Linked DNA regions of Homo sapiens: region 2 is linked to region 1. Evidence: read pairs that join two places in POLR2A ChIA-PET (ENCODE). Cell type or tissue: A673. All regions are shown on one strand. Each heading gives the region's core, and the rest is flanking DNA. Links, peaks and the distances in the headings are about the cores only.

Region 1 (3,104 bases), core at 216-2,715:
TGTGTGTATATATACATATATATTTTTTGTTTGTTTGAGATGGAGTCTCACTCTGTCGCCCAGGCTGGAGTGCAGTGGCGCGATCTCGGCTCCACCTCCCGGGTTCAAGTGATTCTCCTGCCTCAGCTTCCCCAGGAGCTGGGATTACAGGCGTCCGCCACCATGCCCGGCTAATTTTTTGTATTTTTAGTAGAGACAAGGTTCCATCATGTTGGCCAGGCTGGTCTAGAACTCCTAACCTCATGTGATCCGCCCACCTCGGCCTCCCAAAGTGCTGGGATTACAGGAGTGAGCTACCGCACCCGGCCACGTGTATATATTTTCAAATGTCTTTACAGATCCGTGTAACTACACATACATCCCAAAGAAGACTTGAAGCGTTGTGTTTTTTAAAAAGTTTAAGTCTCGGAAATTTAACCTGACATGACTTCACCGGGCATTACACAAATATTCCCAAGTCGATTCACAACCTGAAAATCAAGGGGAAGTTTGAGGAAAACAGGTCAGCTTTTGAGAAATGGAAACAATTAAGCAAAAATGCCGTTCTCGCAGGCCCCGCCGTGGGGTTCGCCAACGGTAACCTCACAGAAGGCTCGTTACAGATGCTGCTAACCCCACAGGACCACCCCGTAAAACTCATACGCGGCGCTGTTAAAAATACAGATTCTCAGGCCCCGCCCCAAAAACTCGGAGATGAGCCTGGCTGGGTCTTTTTGAAACAAGGGCCCCCACGTGATTCTCAGGTTCGGGCAAGCTTGGGGCACAACCCAGTCTTAAGTAACTCCCTAATTTGAAGAAAGTAAACACCTGGGGGATGTAGGTGGCTTTCTTGCTTCCCATTGGATGTCAATTACGCGGCGCAAGGAGGGGTCTCCCTCGGGTCTCATCGAGGTCCCAGCCAGTCTGAGCATGAACGCTAATTAGCTCAACCCCCCGAGGACCACGCCTCCGTCACCTGCTGGGCGGGGCCGGCGCCGGGTTGGCCCCAAAAGCACTCCTGTGTGGTCCAAGAGCCGGTGCGCCCGAGTCACGGGGCGGGAGCGGGCGCGTGCTATATAAAAACACACATTTCTGGCCTCGGCCACCTGAATCCAGAACTTTCGGAATCTGCATTTCTCCCTGCAGTTGGAGACACTCCTCATTTAAAATTTAAATTTGGGTATGCAGCAGGGTTGAGAACCAGGAGTGGAGGTCGTGCTTCTCAGCTTGGATGCACATCAGAATGACCTGTGTGTGTGATGGGGGTGGTGAGGGAGGGAGACGGCTTTTTTAAAAAAACATCCCAGTGCCCAGGTCCCAGCCCAGACCAATTAAGTCCGAATCTAAAAGCGCAGCCTGTGCAGCGCAGCAGCCACAGCGCCACCTGGGAGCTCGTTAGAAATACAGGAGCTCAGGCCCCACCCCAGACCCACTGAGTCAGAATCTGCATTTTAACGAGATCCCCAGTGACTCGTGCGCACATTAAAGTTGGAGGAGAGCTGCGCTTCTGAAATTTTAATGGGCAAACGAATCACCTGGGGATCTCGTTAAAATGCAGACACGGTTTCTCAAACTTTAATGTGCATGCGAATCACCTGGGGATCTTGTTAAAATGCAGATTCTGATTCAGCGGGTCTGGGGTAGAGCCCGAGAGTCTGCATTTCTAACGAGCTCCCAGGTGGCGCGGGCTGCCCGGGAGCGGACCGCAAGTCCGCGGGACTCCTGGGGTCTTGGCTCCAGGCCAATCAGCCGTCAGGACTCTTGATAAATCGCCCTGCTCGGCTGATGAGCAGAATTGCCGGGACATGCGCGTTCCGGCCGAAGGGGGGTAATTTCCGAACTCCGGGAATTCGTTGTGTGAAGTAGGCCACTCCTAGGGACGCGCGGGGAGCCCGGTCCTCGCGCCATGTCGCGGCGCAAGCAGGCCAAGCCCCAGCACCTCAACTCCGAGGAGCCGCGGCCTGCGCGCCGGGAGTGTGCGGAGGTGGCCCCGCAGGTGGCGGGGGAGCCGGGTGAGTAGCGCCGCTGGAGCCCCGCCCGGGGGCTGGGGGCCGGTGCTCAGAGGTTCTCCGGACCCGCGCGGGTACGAGGACCGGGCAGGGGACCTGAAAGGGCGGGCGAAGCGTCCGGCGCAGAGTCCTGGGACTCGGACCTGGGCGTCCCCGCCCCCCGCCTTTGTAAATTACACTCTCCTGGAGTCCACCGTCCCCTTCCCCGCCTGGATTCCTCTAGCCACTCCTCTCAAGAGCTAGTCAACGAGTTTGCCTCCCAAACACGCTGGAAGGATGCTCAGAGGACCCCTCAGAGGCTGTTTTCGGGATGCGCGGGCACCCGAGTCTCCGGCCTCCTTGGCACTGGGCTTCGGCTGCGCGCCTGGAAGGTGGCTTCTTGCCTTGGGGTTACGTTTCAAATGCGTTGTCCAGGGAAGGCCTCACCGAGGAGCGGACGTTCGAGCGAAGACCCGAAGGATGGGAGGGAGCGAGCTGTGCAGGTACCCGGGGGAAGAGCATTCCAGGCCGAGGGAACAGAAGCGCAGGGACCCAGGGCGTCAGCGCTGCTGTAGCCCGAGAGGTCACCGGAGGCCCGAGAGGTGATGGGGGCAGACGGTGGGGGGCGGGGGACGGCCGTGAGCCTTGGTAAGAGCTCTGCATTTTATCTGAGCGAAGTGGGAGCCGTGGTGGGGATAGAGCAGTGATGCTGTCGCACTTAACAGGCGGCCCCCACACCCCCTCCTCGGCTGCCACGTGGACACAGGATGTAGCAAGGAGATCGTCGGCTACCTTAAGCCCCCCGGGCAGCATTTCTCGTCCCGGGATCCTCCGCTTCAGAAGAGCCTGCGGGAGGGGACCTTTTCTCGCTCGCCAAATTCTTCCTGCAAGTTAGGGATCCCCCCATCCCCCGCCTCCACTGGAATCTCAGGGGTGGGGTTGGGGAATCTGCATTTCTAAGGCGCTTCCCTTTTTGCTTATCTTGTGCTTAGATTAAGAGATTGTAGGTTCCTACTTTCTCTTAGGCTGCCAGCTCCCCGTGGTTAGCTGATACCTTTCCTTTAAGGGGCTGAGGAAAGGAGTTGTAACTGGACTTCCTCTTCTCCCCCGCTCTTTCCGGGCGCGGAAAGGAGGATG
Region 2 (3,104 bases), core at 162-2,661, 160 kb after region 1:
AATTCCAGCTACTAGGGAGGCCGAGGCACGAGAATCGCTTGAACCCAAGAGGCGGAGGTTGCAGTGAGCCGAGATCGTGCCACTGCACTCTAGCCTGGGAGACAGAACCAGACTCTGTCTCAAAAAAATTAAAAAAAATAAAAATCTTGGCTCCCAAATTAACTACTAAATCACCACCCTGGAGACATCCTAACGCCAAACTCCTTGAGAGACGGTTAATCAATGACCTTATTGTTCAAGCCCTGCTGAGTTGGGTTTGTGTTATTTGCAGCTAAAATATCCTAACATTCCAGCTTCCCCAAGATATTGAAACATTCAGAATGTTCTCTTCTCCTCTGTAGAGCTGAACTGACCATACCCTCTCTTTGAAGTCACCGAGTGTGGAGTAGGGTGAAAGGGAATTTAATTAAACTCAATAGGTTAAATAAAATTATAAAAATACAGGCTACCCATCCTGAGCAACATGATGAAACCCTGTCTCTACAAAAAATACAAATAAAAAGCTACTCCTCATGGAGGGGGTACTGAGGTGGGAGGATCTCTTGAGCCCGAGAGGTCGATGTTGCAGTGAGCTGAGATCGCACCACCACACCCCAGCCTTGGCAACAGAATGAGACTCTGTCTTAAAAAAAATACAGGCTACCAGTGGTCACCTACACCCCAAATATGTGATACCCTCACATGGATGCACAGAGAAAGCTGTTGGTCTCCTTATGACAAATGATATTTCCTGCATTCTAATGTAATATTGTATTTTTTAAATCATTACTTTAAAGATTAATTATTTAGAAAATAGGTTAGAAACCACCCCAAATGCCTTGGAGCTATTTTTGCAGAGACAGGAAATTACTCTATAGATTACAGAAAGTTAACACTAAAAGAAAACTTCCAGGGTCTCTAAAGTGCTGGTTTTCAACCAGATGACTTTAGAGTCATCTGGAGAACTTTAAAAAATTATGCTAACGGCTGCATCCCATCCCCAGAGATTCAGACTTTATCGGTCCAGGGTGTGGCCCAACCACCAGGATTTTTTTTTTTAAAGGTCCCCAAGTACGTATTATTTTATTTTCATTTTGTAGTACTTTGCCTTAAGGTTTTTTTCTGTTTGGTTGGGTTTTTTTTTTTTTTTTTTTTTTTTTTTTTGTTTGAGACAGAGTCTCGTTCTGTCGCCAGGATGGAGTGCAGTGGCATGATCTCAGCCCACTGCAACCTCCTCCGTCTCCCGGGTTCAAGCAATTCTCCTGCCTCAGCCTCCCAAGTCTCCCGGGTTCAACCAAGTCTCCCGGGTTCAACCAATTCTCCTGCCTCAGCCTCCCGAGTAGCTGGGATTACAGGCGCATGCCACCACGCCCGACTAAGTTTTTGTATTTTTTTAGTAGAGACAGGGTTTCACCATGCTGGCTGGCCAGGCTGGTCTTGAACTCCTGACCTCGTGATCCGCCCACCCTGGCCTCCCAAAGTGCTGGGATTACAGGTGTAAACCACCGCGCCCAGCCTGTATTTCTTTTAAGAACAATTTTAAATGAAAGAATCCCTTGCTGGTGGTTAAAAATTAATCAACTGCAGAAGGGGTAATAATGAAAACTAAGACTGCCCTGTCCCACCCCCAGGCCTACTCTTCTCAGGAAACGACTTTTAACTCTTGCTGGTTGTATTTTTTTCCGCTTTTACTCCCGAAATCTAAATAGTACATTTACACTCCTGGCTGTTGAGCATCAATTATAGAATTTAATCTTTTGACTTCCTGCTAGGGAAGAAAGAGGGTTTTTTGTTTGTTTGGTTTTTGGTTTTTTTTTGAGATGGAGTTTCGCTCTTGTCATCTAGGCTGGAGTGCAGTGACACAATTTTGGCTCACTGCAACCTCTGCTTCCCAGGTTCAAACGATTCTCCTACCTCAGCCTCCCCAGTAGCTGGGATTACAGGTGCCCGTCACCACGCCTGACTGATTTTTGTGTTTTTAGTAGAGACGGGGTTTTGCCATGTTGGCCAGGCTGGTCTCGAACCCCTGACCTCAAATGATCCACCTGCCTCGGCCTCGCAAAGTGCTGGGATTACAGGCATGAGCCACTATGCCCAGCCGAAAGAGTTCACTTTTTTTTCTTAAGGTTCCAAACAGAAAGATACAAGATAAGATAACCTTTCTAGCCATTTAAGAGATGGAGATGATTAGTGAGTTAAATGTTCAAATCTTTATAACCTGCCAAAATGCTTTGGGGAAAAATAGCCTCTTCTTAAGCTTAAATACATTGAATAAATATATTGTTTGTTTGGGCTATGGTAGTAACAAATTGTAGAGGATTTTTTTTCCTTTTCTGGGGTTTGAGAGAGGACCGTCGGGTTATCGCGGAGTGTGGATTTACATCTTGGCCTTTCCTGTTCTTCTGGATACGTAGTCCTACAGATTACAGTTGAAGAAATTGTTGCTATAGCCTTAAACCATGCTTCTATGTATTCATTCAACAAACACCAGGAAGAGTGAGGCATTCATGATCCCAGGATAAGGGTTATTGTGGAGTGATGAAAATATTTTGGAACTAAACAGAGGTGTTGGTTGCATACCATTGTGAAAGTACTAAATACCACTGAATTGTTCACTTTAAAATAGTTAATTTTATGTTTGGTAAATTTCTCCTCAATTAAAAATGAAGGCCAGATACAGTGGCTCACACCTGTAATCCCAGAACTTTGGGAGGCTGAGGCAGGTGGATCACCTGAGGTCAGGAGTTGGAGACCAGCCTGACCAACGTGGTGAAACCCCATTTCTACTAAAACTACAAAAATGAGTCAGGCATGGTGGCGGGCGCCTGTAATCCCAGCTACTCAGGAGGTGAGGCAGGAGAATCCCTTGAACCCAGGAGTCAGAGGTTGCAGTGAGACAAGATCGCGCTATTGCACTCCAGCCTGGGTGACGAGCAAAACCCCATCTCAAAAAAAAAAAAAAAAAAATTAGTCAGGCAAGGTGGTGCACCCCTGTAGTCCCAGCTACCAGGAGGGCTGAAGTGGGAGGATTGCTTGAGTCCAGGAGGCTGAGGCTGCAGTGAGCTGTGATCGTGCCACTGCACTCCAGCTTGGGCAACAGAGCAAGACCCTGTCTCAAAAATAAA

What was found. Peaks named below come from ENCODE experiments on the same cell type or tissue, not always from the same donor. Only the 100,000 strongest peaks of a DNase experiment are listed, where the experiment ranks them.
Region 2: POLR2A ChIA-PET joins it to region 1 with 10 read pairs; 2 of 35 experiments call an interaction of 5 or more read pairs at or near these places.

What each region holds. Positions count from the first base shown.
Region 1 is chr20:52,104,019-52,107,122 of GRCh38, reverse strand. It overlaps a transcript of ZFP64 not described here. Among named protein-coding and RNA genes, the nearest start is that of ZFP64, 86 kb to the left of the region's middle. RefSeq lists enhancers at 515-1,481, 1,482-2,450. In A673, for the core only: CTCF peaks have their summits at 1,179 and 1,380; DNase peaks (open chromatin) are centred at 1,762 and 2,212; H3K4me3 peaks cover 1,239 bases; H3K27ac peaks cover 1,013 bases.
Region 2 is chr20:51,943,243-51,946,346 of GRCh38, reverse strand. No RefSeq gene overlaps it. Among named protein-coding and RNA genes, the nearest start is that of LINC01429, 82 kb to the right of the region's middle. In A673, for the core only: no CTCF peak of the experiment used is centred there; no DNase peak of the experiment used is centred there.